Linked DNA regions of Homo sapiens: all the other regions are linked to region 1. A link is a contact called in ENCODE Hi-C or POLR2A ChIA-PET data. All regions are on one chromosome and are shown on one strand. The core of a region is the stretch at or near the end of the contact, and the rest is flanking DNA. Distances in the headings are between cores, read along the strand shown. Region 1 holds the start of LINC01003 (long intergenic non-protein coding RNA 1003). Region 2 holds the start of INSIG1-DT (INSIG1 divergent transcript). Region 3 holds the start of ZNF467 (zinc finger protein 467).

Region 1 (4,680 bases), core at 1-2,500:
ATGTCTGAAAATGAAGTATTTTTATCTGTTCCGAAACGCCATAATATTGCAAAGAAGCATTTCAAATTATTGTTGTGTGAAATGTTCAAATTTAGCATTCAAATTTAGCGTTTTCCCACATTTTACCCTTCAATTTACACAATTTGGAAGAAGAGTAGATGAGTTGGTCATTGTTACTTAAAACAATGCGTCACCTTGTTAGGGAAAGAAATTAACATAATGGTCAAGGAGTGATAATTAAACAGAACATGACATTTGCTGTCCATTCAATGTTAAAGTTCTAAGCAAATTAGCATGGAGAAAAGGGATGGGTAGAAATAATAACAGAGCACTAGTTGATTAGTCCGCCTCCACATCCACGCTGCAGGCGTTGGACAGATCCGGCTTTACTGAGTCCACCATGCAGGGAAATGGACGCGCGGGCTAAGCGGAATCCCAGGGGCGCGATCGCACCGGCTGGCGTTCCAGCAAACCCTGCATCCCAGGCCCTGGATTCAGGCTGCCTTCTGAGTCTTTGACTTATTTTCCTTTGCCTGGAAACAGAACGCCGCGGTCCGTACCGGAGAGGGAGAAAGTGCAGGACGACCCGCCGGGAAGACCCGAGCGCGTGCGCCTTCCCCGCGGCTCCACGGGCACAAAACGGTGGCTCCGGAGCTCCTAGACCCAGGCAGCCCCAGCTGCGCGCGCGCCTCCCCCCGAGCGCGGCCGGGCTCCCGCGGGAAACAAGCGACCGCGGCACGCGTGGGCGCGGCGGGTGGGTGCCGGCGCCAGGTTCCTCCCGGCTCCCCACTGCGGATCCTCGCGGCTCCTCCCGGCTCCGCCCAGCGGCTCACCCCGCGGACGGGGATCCCTCCGCCCACCGCCGGCCCTTCCGCGCCAAGTAGTGCGACCCCGGCCCCCGCAGCTTCCGCCAACCCAGGCTCGCGAGGACGAGTCCACGGTCGCGGGCGAGAAGGAGCGACGCAGAGACGGCCGGGGGCGCGGGGCAGTCCCGAGGTTTTCCCCGCGAGGCCGCGGGGGGTCTCCCAGTGGCCAGGGAGAGAGCGCGCCCAGGTCCGCGGAACCACGGCTCCTGCCGCGGCGAGCGGGCCGGGAGTCTACGGTCGGGGCAGAGCCGCCCGGGAAGCCGCGCGAGGACGGCGGCCGGCGGCCGGCGGCGGAGGCAGGTGTCCCGAGGCCTGCCCCACCCCCACTACCGCGGGCAGGAAGAGGAAGGAGCCGCGGCCGTGCCTGGCGGGCGGGGGTGCCCGACCCGCGGAGCGCGTGACCTAGTTCGTCCCAAAGTGGATTTGACAGGTTGTCAGCTCCACTCCCCGCCCCCACCGCCTTCCGGGTCTCCCTCCTCTCGGGGGGAGGCCCACCGCCCGCGGTCCTCGGCTCGGCCTCCCATTGGCTCTCTCGCCGCCTGGCGCCCCGCCCTCTCGGTATCACCCTTCCATTGGCTTGGGACCCCGCCCCTGCCCCTAACTCACCCTCCCACTGGCTTCGTGCCGCCTGGCACCCCGCCTCAGCCCAGAGGACCCGGCCCGCCCTCCCATTGGCCTCGCACCGCCTAATTCCCCGCCCTCGCCCCGGCCCGCCCTCCCATTGGCGTCGTTTCGCCTAGTGCCCCGCCCTCGCCCCGGCCCGCCCTCCCATTGGCCTCGAGCCGCCTGGCGCCCCGCCCCTTCCGCGGGCCCCGCTCCCAGCGCAGCCCGGCTCTCTGCTTGTCTGCGGGTTCCTGCGGGCGTTCCTCAGTGTCTGCCTTCTTCCTTCCCTCTTGAGTGTTGCTCCTCTTCCTCTCCTTTTTTCCATGTCTCTCCTTTTTCTGATCTCCTCCCGTTTCGGCAGCCCGAGCGCTCTTGCCCGGTTGCACCCCGCAGCCTGAGCTGGGCTCCCGGTGCCGGCTGCCTGAGCTCCAGGACCTGCCCTGGGGCCCCCTACAACCTTCCCGCCGCTCCCGGAACCTGACCCCTCTGTGCTTCACTTCTCGGTTTTCTTCCCTGAAATAAGCAGCAGCGAATCCCTTCTCCAGGTTTTCTCATGTGTTCAGTCTGCAAGGCTTCTCCCTTTCTCCACCCTGCGCCTCGGTTTCTCCCCCGCTTCCCCGCCCTCCCTAAACTCAGCCAAGTGGAACAGATCTCCCAGCAAAACAAGGCAGAGGGCGAGGATAAAAATGATAAATGTCAATATCAACATTTTTATTGCTTTAGGTTTTTAAAACAGAAAATTAGCAGGAACGCCCAGATCGACCCAGACCTAGGATCAAGATGGAGTTTCTTAAAGTACCAAGTGAGACTGCAGTGACAAAGTCGATTATCCCAGCAATATAATCAGCTTTGCCTGGGGAATTTACTTTTACTTTGTTTTTATTTGTTTGTTTGCTTTGAGATGGAGTCTCGCTCTGTCGCCCAGGCTAGAGTGCAGTGGCGCGATCTCAGCTCACTGCAACCTCCGTCTCCTGGGTTCAAGCAATTCTCCTGCCTCAGCCTCCCAAATAGCTGGGAGTACAGGCGCCCACCACCATGCCCAGCTAATTTTTGCATTTTTAGTAGAGACGGGGTTTCTCCATGTTGGTCAGGCTGGTCTCGAATTCCTGACCTCAGGTGATCCGCCCGCTTCGACCTCCCAAAGTGCTGGGATTACAGGCGTGAGCCACTGCGCCCGGCCTACTTTTAGTTTATGCAGTATTCTGGCGATTTAAAGTTTGTATTTTTTTTTTAATTTTCTGAGCTCGTTTTGTAAATGGCTGCTCTTGAACGTAAGGATAAATTGACTGATGAGGCTGAGGTTTGGAGCCAATCCCCGCACAAGGCATTTGGCATCAAACACGAGAAACCCTTGGCTATTCAAATGAGGAAACTCAAGTAACTTTCCCAGGGTCACTAAAGTCGGAGACCTCAAACGTGGACCCAGGTCAGGCTCCAGAGGTCCACCAGGACGACCCATCATGGCTCATGAATGTATCCGTAAAAATGGCAGAACTGCTCTTTCCAGCTGCCTTCCTACCTATCATGGGGGTCCTAACCGAGCTCCCCATCATGACATTCAAGGCCTACCTTATAGGATCCCTGCCTTACAGGAGCAGTTTCAGTGCAGCAGGCACACTGACCACCTTTCTGCCAAGACCTTTTTGCCAGAGGGCCTTTGCACTTGAATTTCTTTAGACTTTTCGCCTGGCTTAGCTCGTCTGTCACCTTGGGGAGGCATTTTTCTTTCTTTCTTTGTTTCTTTCTCCTTTTTTTTTTTTTGAAACGGAGTCTTGCCCTGTCGCCCAGGCTGGAGTGCAATGGTGCGATTTCAGCTCACTGCAACCTCCGCCTTCCAGGTTTAAGCGATTCTCCTGCCTCAGCCTCCTGAGTAGCTGTGATTACAGGCACGTGCCACCAACCCTGGCTAATTTTTGTATTTTTAGTAGAGATGGGGTTTCACGATGTTGGCCAGGCTGGTCTCAAACTCCTTCACCTCAGCTTACAGGTGTGAACCACTGGGCCCAGCCTCTCCTCTCTTCCCTGCTCCCCTCCCCTCCCCTTCCCTCTTCTCTCTCTTTTCTTTATTTTTCTTTCTTTCTTCCTTTCTTCCTTCGTTTCTTCGTTTCTTCCTCCTTTCCTTTCCTTTTCCTTTTTTTGAGATGGAGTCTCACTCTGTCGCCCATGCTTGGCTCACTGCAACCTCTGCCTCCCAGGTTCAAGTGATTCTCCTGCCTCAGCCTCCCTAGTAGCTGGGATTACAGGTGCCTGCCACCACACCCAGCTAATTTTTGTATTTTTAGTAGAGACAGGGTTTCGCCATGTTGGTCAGGCTGGTCTCGAACTCCTGACCTCAAGTGATCTGCCCACCTCAGCCTCCCAAAGTGTTGGGATTACAGGCATGAGCCACTGCACCTGGCCTCTTTTTCTTTTTTCTTTCTTTCTCTTTCTTTCTCTTTCTTTCTTTTTTTTTTTTTTTTTTTTTTTTTTTTTTGAGACAGGGTCTCTCTCTGTTGCCAAGGCTCCAAGGCTGGAGTGCAGTGGTGCAATCTCGGCTCACTACAGCTTTGACCTCCTGGGCTCAAGTGATCCTCCCACCTCAGCCTCCCAAGTAGTGGGGACTACAGGTATGCACCACCACACCTGGCTAATTTTTTTAATTTTAATTTAATTTAATTAATTTATTTATTTTGAGACAGAGTCTTGCTCTTTCACCCAGGCTGGGGTGCAGTGGCATGATCTCGGCTCACTGCAACCTCCACCTCCTGGGTTCAAGTGATTCTCCTGTTTCAGCCTCCCAAGTAGCTGGGATTACAAACACCCACCATGGTGCCCAGTTAATTTTTGTATTTTTAGTAGAGACGGGGTTTCACCATGTTGGCCAGTCTGGTCTTGAACTCCTGAGCTCTACCTGCTTTGGCCTCCCAAAGTGCTGGGATTACAGGCATGAGCCATGGCACCCAGCCAATTTTTTTTGTCTTTTTTTTTTTTTTTGTGGAGTCTGGGTTTCACATGGTGAAACCCCAGGCTGGTCTCAAACTCCTGGGCTCAAGTGATCCACCCACCTCGGCCTCCCAAAGTGCTAGGATTCCAGGCTTGCACCCCCTCGCCTGGCCTGGGGGAGGCATTTCTGACATTGTACCTAAAGTACCTTTCCCCGCTCCCTATCATATCACCGTGTTTTCCTCAGAGCTCTTGGCACAGTCTGAAATCATTGTTTACTTACTTATTA
Region 2 (4,680 bases), core at 1,733-4,232, 2.8 Mb before region 1:
TATTATATATATTATATATATTTAAAAATATATATAATATATATAAAAATATAAATAAATATATATTTATTTTGACCATAAAACAATATATTTTACTATGAAGTCATCGATAGCCCCATTCTTCTTTCTCTTTTTAGTAATCTGAAATGGGTAGGTACCACCATCATGTCTGTATTATGACATGGAGTCATTTGAGTATATAACAAAACAAAACGCTTCAATATATAACCTAAGAAGATACTCTGGACGTAGCACAGAAAATTAAGGATACAGCACTGGCGTGGTTAATGCCAACAAAAACTGCTATGCAGCGCATGACACTGGCCCATTCTCTCTTAAATTTGTGGGGTTCTCCGAGGTGACTGTCGATACAGGGGTACAGTAGGCCAACAACAGCTGTTTTAAAAAAGTTGACAATGTTAGAATACAGCAGATTCAAGTTCCAGAATTTCAACGTGGTCATTAGTAACACAGTACATTACTCAAACCAGTCCTTTTCCTAGAAAAAATTATCAGCTATAACTTCAGAGTGATTTTATATTCTTGTTCTCTTTGAGTACCACTCCCACAAAATTGTACTGTTTGGAAAAGTTTTTTAAAAATCACTATTATTTAGTGTAGTTGAACATGTCTCAGTAAACACAGGAAGGAATCAAGCAGGGATTATTCATATTAATATGAGCAATATGTAACCTTATATTTAATATCCACATTTGCCTAAAGCACACAGAACTTAAATGACTATGTAGTTCACCTTGTCTTTTCATCCGGTGTGATTTCTATCTTACAATAAAAAGGTTAGCATCTGTCCACACCCTGTCACATCACAGCTCTGACACTCCTGCCACCACCCAGTACTGGGGCTGGGCACGTGATGAGATACATATTTGCTGATGTGACTTTGACAGTCTGGGTCACATGCTCCTAGAGTGGCCCTGGAGTTGATTTTCGGGGGTTCTAGCATGTTCTGTACGAGGCACTGAGCACCTACTGTGCACACATGCACATGGGCAAGTACGGGGCGAGACAGCCCCACACAGGCTTCGCTTATTCTCCATCTGGTTCCCGCATGGTCAAGCCTCAAGCTGCGGAAAGAACACCAGACCAAGAAGAGAAAACTCAGCCTCAAATCCCAGCTTGCCCTCTGATGGGACGTGGCTCTGCATGTTTGTTTTCTCATGTGTAAAATTATAAGGATTATGTAACTGGGACACAGAGAAAGAGATCACTGTGGTCTGGAATAGTTATTCTTTATAGACACGAACTTGGAATTTGGACAGGTGGGAAGGAATGGCATTCCAAAAGAGAAGTAAAATGGCAAAGATGAAGGCAGGAATGAATGTCTGTAGGGGGGAGTGGGGTGCCGGCCCGTGGGGTTGGATGCTGGGACACAAGGGTCACTGTGTCCCAGGGCTCTTGAGAACCCTGCAATTGTTTCACCTCAGTGTAGTATGAAAGAAATATACATTTTAGGTTCAACTGAGAAACAAGAAACACAGTTTGCATCAAACATTCAGATAAAAAATGTTGTTTTCAATTTATTATACTTCATCAGGTTCTAATTTTGGAGTTCTGAAAAATGGACCCCCCAAATTAACTTTACTTCACTATAGCTTAATAAATAAATAGGTAAAAAACATACTATGAAAAATTTTACTTATGCTCTTGGCTGATGGTTTAAAAAAAAGTAGAATATGAGAGTATGAGAAATTGTCCAGATATTCCTAGAAACCCTTGAGGATCCAATTACAAATACTGAAGGCTAAACTATTTCATTTCTAAGATCAAGTTTTTGGTTAAAGGAAAGAAACTATTCTGCCAAATGTATATGAAACATGGAATTTTAAATCTAGATATAGTTCTCAAAAAATGTTCAATTAGTACAGCCACATAAAGTGTTTCGAAAAACGAAAGAGGATCCCGTCCCTCCGAGAACAAATATGAAAACATTCTACCCACTACTTAATAATTACAGACACCTGTCCTAGTTCTTCAACACGGAGCCCTCTGTTAATCTGCTACAAACCTCTCTGCTGCTTGCTGTTTTCAGTGAGTCAACTGAGGCAATGTGTTTCCACAGTGCAGGAGACACACCTACCAAGGCAGCAGGAGCAGTTACCAACGATGGCTTGGCCCCTTTCTACCTGCGCACCCTTGGATGTGACTTCACCTGTGATTCAGTTGCCACATCTATAAATGAAGCTACACATGGTATTGCTGTAAGGAATGAACACAGCAAAGCATCTGAAGCCTATGGTCAGCAGTCAGCTGACAAACGTCAGCCACAAAGCAAACAGGATGCTCCCTGCACTGCACTGGAGTCACTGACATACTGGTTTGTTTTCCCCACCAGACTCTAAGCTGCTTAAGGATAGGGGCTTGTGGTGCTCACTTTTGGATTAACATTTCAACAGCTTATAGAGTTGAGGTTGCAGAAAGCACCCGACAAGCTCGTTAAATAAACAAATGCTGTGTGACTACAGGAGCAGTAAGTGATCTGCTGAGCCAAGATCAACTCAACATTTCTATAAAAGCGGTTCAATGATAGCCAAGAAAGTCTAGTACACACACCCAGCAGTCCCCGTGTCCACAGTTCAGACTGACTCAGTGTTACGTTGTACAGCATCTATGCTACTGCTTGGGTGTACGAAAATCTAAACGCCGTAAGGGGGTTACTCTTTTCCTTAAGAACGTAATCTACAGAGCTCTAACAGTTCAGGGTGTAGGCGGTTTGGCTTCAGACCACAGTTTACTCAGCGACCCGGCAAAAGGAAGTGCTGAGAAGTTGCTCCCCTGGCAACCGCCTCCTGAACCCATGTGACGGGTTTGTTTTCAGTTATCCAGCAGGGTAGCATGTTTGCTGCCGCGACCAATGGCCTTTCAGTCCCGCTGCTCACCAGTTCCCCAGGCGGCCAATCCGGGGCGGCTGGCGCGGGATGACAGCTGGGGCTGTACCCGGACGCCAGGAGGGAAGGGCCCTCAGTCAGCTTGGCACAGCACCTGCTTGAACAGCCAATTATCTCCCTGCCTCATCTCCATCACTGTGCTTCCTCAAACTTCAGAGAGCTGTGGCCCGAACCCGCCCTCGGGGGTGCCAGGTCCTCTCTACCCCTCCTTCATTTCTCTAAATCCCAAGACTGGAGATGCACACTTTCAATCTGTGGATAGTTCCAGTTTCAAATGCATGTTTCTTATAGGCTGAAAAGTACTTTCAACCGAAAAGACACCCTTTTTACTTCCAGAAGAACCAGGAGGGGTACTCACCAGCTGCTGTCCCGCAGCAGGGAGGGACCCACCAGGCGGAGGAAAAGATGGTGGCGATCACCTCCTCGGGGAAGAGAGTGACATTCCTCTGGATCTGCAGCAGGTTGAGCACCAGGGCTAGGACCACCCCAACCGAGAAGAGCACGAGGCTCCTCTGCAACAGGCGATGATGCCAGGTGTTGGGGTAGGGGCTGCCGGGCTCGGGGCCGCTCATCGCAGCACTGCGGCCCCTGGGCGCGGGGTCAGCGTCCGGGGCACCGTGGGCCGCCAGCAGGGAGGGCCCGGACACGGAAACGTTGATCATCTCCCCAACCTTGGCCGCCAGCCCCGCGGCGCTGGCTCGCGGGGGGCCTCGGCGCCTCGCGCTGTGCGCACAGGAGCAGCTCCAGAAGTGGTCGTGCAATCTGGGCATCGGTCACACGCGTCCAAGAGGCGCTTCCTGGAAGAAGGGGGTCATCAAGTTCACTCAGAAGAGACAAAGAGCGAGGAAGGCCCCGCGGGACGCGAACCCCGGCACCCGGGCCAGGCGGCAGCGCCGCCCCCCAAGGTTAGACCCCCGTGCGCCCGCCCGGGGCCAGCGGCGGACGGGACCCGCGCTCACAGCGAGCAGCATCCCCGGCCCCAGCGGGACCCGCGTCCCAAAGACCCAACAGGGCCCGCGCCCGCCTACCTCCGGGGAGGACCGGCTGCTGCGCGACCAAAGCCCGCCCGCGACCCCTATCCCAGCCGGCCGCGTACCTGGCCGAGAGGCGCCCGCCCGCCGGCTCTCCGAACGGAGGCGGGGCGGGGGAAAGGAGGAGTCACGGCCCGGGACGGCCGCAGCGCCTGGCGGGCGCGCGGGTTTATATGGCGGGCCGCGGGGCCCGCATCACGTGAGCCTGCCCGGCCTACCCACCGCCCGCGCGCACCGCCCAGGGGCGTGGCCTGAGCTTGCCCCGCCCCGCCCGCGAGCCCGTCCGCACGCGGTCTGGTGAGGCGGCCGCAACCAATGGGAGGCCGGCGGCCCATATGACGTGCGCACACGCCACCGCCGGCCCGCGCGCACTCGGGCGGGAGCCTCGGCACGGACTGCGGGGCGCGTGGCGGCTGCGGGGCACGCGGGCCCGAGCGGGACTGGCCGGCTGCGAGTGGGCGGCCGCGGAGCTGGGGCCTGGGAGGGGACGGTCCTGCCGGGAGGAGGCGGAGGCAGGACAGGGTGGGGTTGCGGGCCCGGCGCCGCCCCTCCCGGCTCCTGGCTCCCCTCGCCTGGTGTCCCGCGCCTGGCCGGGAGGCGGCGGGTCTCGATCGCGCGGGCCTCCCTGGAGGGGCGCGGGCTCTGGCGGCGGGGAGGCCCCTGCTCAGCGCAATGGCGGGCTTGCATCCTTGGGTGATTTTTTCGGGCCCCTTGTGGCCTTTGCTCACGCCTAGAGAGCAAAC
Region 3 (4,680 bases), core at 1,070-3,569, 2.7 Mb after region 1:
CTGGGGGCTGTGGGGGGCTTTATTCCAGTCTCATGCCCCAGGGCACCAGCTGCCCACAACCGGATTGGACCTGCCACACCAGCCCCTCAGAGGCCAGCTCTCCCTGGAAACAGTCTCCTTCCTGTCCCCTTCCAGTGCATCTGTTTCCCTTTGTGTGTGTGTGTGTGTGTGTGTGTGTGTGTGTGTGTGTGTGTGTGTATTTTCACACTCTCAGGCACTACCACAAATTAACATGGGGCTCTGGGCAAGCCACCCTCCATTTCTGGGCCTCAATTTCCTTCCCAGTAAAAATTTCAGGGACTTCCCAGGGATGCACAAATAGGTCTCAGACTCCAGTAATTCTTTGAAATTGTATGTGCACATTTTTCTGAAGACAGTTCTATACTTTTATTAGATTCTCAAGAGGGCCATGACCCCATGAAAAGGTTAAGAGCTCCTGGGCTAAACGACTGATGGGGTCTTCCAGCCTTGAACTTCTGCCTGGATGATGCTCCCCTGCCTCCCGCCCCTCTCTTGCCCAAACTGAGGAGTCGGGGGCAGTGAGTGGGAGCACTTCTAGGGTAGCTGGGGTTCCTGAGTGTGTGGAGATGCGTGGGCAACATGTACCCTTTTCTCCAGGGTCCAGTTTCTTGCTGGGGATGATTATGTGTGGCTGGTTGGGCCCACCCTGTCTCCTTCTTCGAGGGTCTCCTAGAGTCTCTGGGGTCTAGAACTGGGGAGCCTATGCTGAGGAATGAGAGGACCCTCTGGAAGGAGTGGGCGGGGGAGCCAGCTCCCCCAGCCCTGGGGCAGAGCTAAGCCGGATGAAATAATCCGAGAATCCGGCTGGGAGGGGCAGTGACAGGCTCCACAGGGGAATCCGGGGTCCACCCTGGTCCCAGCAGAGCTCTGAGCACACCCGGACACCCGGGCTGGAATGCAGCCTGGCTCCGACTCCACACCCCTCGGTCTCCTAAACCTGATATCCCTCCGAGTATCCTGTAGAGTCATTCCACCTAGGGGAGGAAGGGGGCTGCTGTTAACCAGAGCTGGGCCGGGCTCTCCTTCTCCTGGGTTCACCATTGGTCCCAGGGCCAAAAAAGGGCCCAGAGTGAGTCTCTCAGGGGGTCACGGATGACTGGGATCAACTCCTGCTCTGGAGTCCTCAGAAAGAGCCACACGCACACCCAGACACCCCCCTTTCCTGTTTTACACACATGCACACTCTCACTGTAAGTCTCACAACACCGGCACAGGTGCTCGGCCACACCCCAGCACGCACAGTGACACATGCTACTCCAGGTGCTCCCTTCATCCTGGAGGCAGAGGAGCCTTCACAGCTGAGCCCGAGTGATGGGCGCTCTTCCAGGCACTCATCCTTGTGGTGGGCTGTGGTAGCAGGAGCTCAAGGGCCATTCACACCCTCCCCTTCCCAGCCTCACTCAGCTCTGGATTCAAACCGGGGCTGATCAGGCAGCACTGGGATTGGGAAGAGACCCGAGTTGCAGTCACCCTTTCCCGTAAAGGGGCAGAAGGGAGGAAGCTGGAACCCAGGGGTTTGGAGAAAGTTCATGGAGAGGAGACCGGGAACTAACAGTCCAGACTTCAGCATCTCCGGAGCTTTCAGGAGTGGGCGCAGCGGGAACAAGGCCAAGGAGAAACCTCGTAACCTGGGCAGGGAGGGCGAGTGGAGTCCCCTGAGGAGCTGGGGCTGAGGGCTGAGGGCTGAGGGCTGCCCTCCACATCTAACTCCAGGTGGTGTCCGGGCCAGCAGGCCCCCCAGCAATCGTCTCCCGCCCATAGAGCCCTCCCCTCTCTGCAGCCCCCTCCCAGACCCTCCCCCGGACCCCGCCCTCAGAATCTCCGCCCAGCCCCGTCCCAGCCTTGCCCCCTGGAGCTCCCGACCTGGCCCGGCCTTCTCCCAGGGGACCTGGCTTAAAGTCCTCTCCCCAGTTTCTACTTCGAAGGACCCGTTCTCGCAAGCACAGGGGCCCAGCCCTCTCTCCCGCCTGCCCCCACGGCTCCCGCGGCTGGTTTCGAATCGGGTCCTCGGGACTCCAGGCGAGGGGCTGCGGGTCTGGGTGGATCGGGGTGGAATCCGGGTGGAGAATGGGGGCGGGGCCGGAGTTTCCCAGACCGACCCCCCGGGCCGTCCTCCCGCGGGAGCGCGGCGCTGCACACCCGGCTGGCACCGGCGACTTAGAGACGGCAGCGCACGACTCGCTGGCTCCCCCCCGACACGGCCCCTCCTCGTTCCCCCAACTCCTCCCCGCCACCCCCCCACCCGTTCGCGCTCCACCTTTCCCCGGCTCCTCCCTCCGCGGCCGCGAGCACCCTCCCTTGGCACCCTTCCCCGCAGCCCGAGTGCCTGTCCTCCCCAGCCTCCTCGCCCTCCTCCACCCCCTCTCCCATCACCCTCCCCTCCCCTCCCCTCCCCTCCCCCGTCCTGAGCTCCCACTTCCACACCTACTCCAGGCTCGGAGCCTTAGGACCATCACCTGCCCACCTAAGCCCACGGTGCTCCCTCCTGGGACCCCACTCCTGAAACCCCCTGCCCCTGCCTCCCCCAGCCCGGTGCGCCGGGGCTCTCCGCCCGCTCCCTCGGTCCCTCCTCCCTTGCAGGCGCCGTTTCCCGGCTTCGACTCCCCGCGCGTCTATCCCTCTCCTCCCCGCGAAGTTTCGGGGCTGTCAGTCTGTCAGTCTTTCAGGCCGTCAGCACCCGAGCTGCAGGCGGCGAGCGCCATTGTGAGCAGAGCCGGCGGGGCAGGAGGCCCGGGCGCCTGGGTCCCCGCGGCGCGGGCGGAGCGGCCGGCCAGCCAGGTAAGGGCCGGGGAGGCTCCTCTGCAGGCGGCCCCGCCCGCGTCTCCCTCAGCGCCGCGGTTGGGTCACGGCCGGCTCCGCGCAGGTGACAGCCCCGGGGGTAGGGGCGCGGACGGCGGGCGTGGGGGAGGGGCGCGGGTCCGGGGAGGTCGGGGGCTGGGGGGAAGGGAGGGCAAGGCCGGCGCGGGCAGGGTGAGGGCTGTGGGGGTAGAGGAGACCGGGGGGGCTGGAGGGAAGGGCGGGGGCTGGGAGGGGGTCGGGCGGGAGGCAGGTGGGAAGGGGGACGACGGGCCCCGAGGGGAGGAGAGAGGGAGTGTGGGAGGGGGCCGAGGGGGAAGGGGAGGAAGAAGCGGGCGCTGGGGACCGGGCCACTCGGTAGGGGCGGGAGAGGAGGGCGCTGACAGGTGAGCCCCGGAGCTGGGGAGGGGGCCGGGACCTGGAATGAAGTCGGCGATCGGAGCTGCTTGGGAGGGCGGCGGGGCAGGGAGGTGGAGCTGAGGGTCCCGTCGGGAGGAAAACTTGGGAGGGGTGAGAAGTCCGAGGGGAGCAGAAATAGGGAGGGGGCGCCGCGGCGGAGAAGAGAGGCGCGGAGGGGTGTTCGGAGGGGAGACGGAGTGGGGAGGGCAGGGCCCGCGGGAAGGTCCCGAGAGAGCGGGTCAGCCCTAGACCCCCAGGCTTGGGGGCCGGAGGACCCGGGAGCTGGGAAGCAGCCTGGGAGGGGGGAGGGGAAGAGCGGTTCTGGGGACTGGGGACGGGGAGGGAAGCGAAGCTGGAGCCTGCTGGGGAGACAGAGGGGGAAGGGAGGCGGGGGCCTCGGAGGGGAAGGAGAGCTGCAGAAGGGAGGGGGGAGGGGGAGGGCGGTGGGGAGACGTGGGGGAGGGCTGGAAAGGGGGAGGGGAAGGGAACCGAGGTGAGGCGAGGAAAGGAGAAGGAAGGGAAACCGGGGTGGGGGAGGAGAGGAGGGAGGGGAGAGGAGAACTGGGTTGGGGAAAAGAGCTGAGAGGAGGAGGGCGGGGGTTGGCGAGGAAGGAAAAGAGGAGGGGGAAAGGAAGGGAGAGGGTGTGCAGCCGGGGAGGGAGATGGAGCGGGGGAGAACCGGGAGGGTAGGGAAAGGCAGCCTGGAGTCTGAGAGGGGGAGGGGAGCGCTGCCGCCGAGGCGGCCCGGAGCGTAGGGTCAGGGGAGGCGGTGGCAGCGGAGGGCCGACCCGGACGGGGCCTCGAGGGGTTGGCCCTGCCGGGCTCGGGCGGGCGGAGCCTGAGGGGCGGGGCCGGGGGCGGAGCCGAGGCGCCGGCCCGATTCGCAGGGGAGAGAGGGCGGAAGGCAGAGGGAGCGGGAGGGGCGGGGCAGAGGGAAGGCTGCCGGGGAGATGGGGGAGGGGAGTCTGCTGGGGGAGGGGCGGGGGAGCCGCGGAAGGCGGAGCAGGGAAGGGGCAGCAGGGGCGGTGTCCGGGCCTTGGGCAGCCCGGCACGGGTGAGAGGTGGTTTTGTGGTAGGGGTTTAGGAAGAGGCGATCATTTTCTAGCTACAAGAGGATCCTCTCGAGGACCTCCCCAAGCAGTACCCCTAAAGTGACACTCACTCCCGCCCCTGGGCTGGCTCCTATTTCACCAGCTCGGGCAGTGACAGCTGGAGGACCTGGGAGATGAAGTTTCCCACTCCCCACCCTGGGCTCCCACCCTCAAGCCTCTCCCCAGAGAATCGAATCTTGCCTGCACTTTCCCAGGCAAGGACGCTGGGGCGTGGAGTTGCGGTGCTGATGGGCCGGGGTTGGCGGTGACAGACCTGCCAGGTGAGGGGGTGGCGCGGCTGGTTTCCAGAGCTGACAGAAATCGTTTCAAGGCCTTCTTGGGCCACCTTCAAAGATCTCTTGGCTTGGCTTTC

The links. A loop is a pair of places that touch in the nucleus more often than their neighbours do. ChIA-PET counts read pairs that join two places held with the same protein, here RNA polymerase II (POLR2A). Pooled maps may share reads with other maps.
Region 2: a loop to region 1 is called in a map of naive thymus-derived CD4-positive, alpha-beta T cell, with 12 times the contacts of the local background. The contact joins the promoter of INSIG1-DT here to the promoter of LINC01003 in region 1. A Hi-C loop is called at or near these places in 1 of 168 maps with a recorded cell type or tissue (naive thymus-derived CD4-positive, alpha-beta T cell), 6 of 37 single-sample maps with no recorded cell type and 15 of 50 pooled maps. POLR2A ChIA-PET finds 5 or more read pairs at or near these places in 1 of 52 experiments (OCI-LY7).
Region 3: a loop to region 1 is called in a pooled map, with 7 times the contacts of the local background. The contact joins the promoter of ZNF467 here to the promoter of LINC01003 in region 1. A Hi-C loop is called at or near these places in 7 of 50 pooled maps. POLR2A ChIA-PET finds 5 or more read pairs at or near these places in 2 of 52 experiments (AG04450 and activated T-cell).

The regions. Positions count from the first base shown.
Region 1 is chr7:152,460,694-152,465,373 of GRCh38, reverse strand. LINC01003 (long intergenic non-protein coding RNA 1003) reads right to left here and starts at 1,250. Exons shown (of 1, transcript NR_027387.1): 1 at 1-1,250. RefSeq lists enhancers at 325-824, 825-1,326 and a silencer at 599-1,618.
Region 2 is chr7:155,297,282-155,301,961 of GRCh38, reverse strand. It overlaps INSIG1-DT (INSIG1 divergent transcript), which reads left to right and starts at 2,982. Exons shown (of 2, transcript NR_183448.1): 1 at 2,982-3,811. INSIG1 (insulin induced gene 1) reads right to left here and starts at 4,084. Exons shown (of 6, transcript NM_005542.6): 1 at 4,003-4,084; 2 at 3,265-3,703; 3 at 272-396. The coding sequence starts at 3,676. RefSeq lists an enhancer at 2,559-2,628 and a silencer at 3,749-4,578.
Region 3 is chr7:149,771,227-149,775,906 of GRCh38, reverse strand. It overlaps ZNF467 (zinc finger protein 467), which reads left to right and starts at 2,319. Exons shown (of 5, transcript NM_207336.3): 1 at 2,319-2,799. RefSeq lists silencers at 2,697-2,876, 3,813-3,962, 3,973-4,292, 4,303-4,392.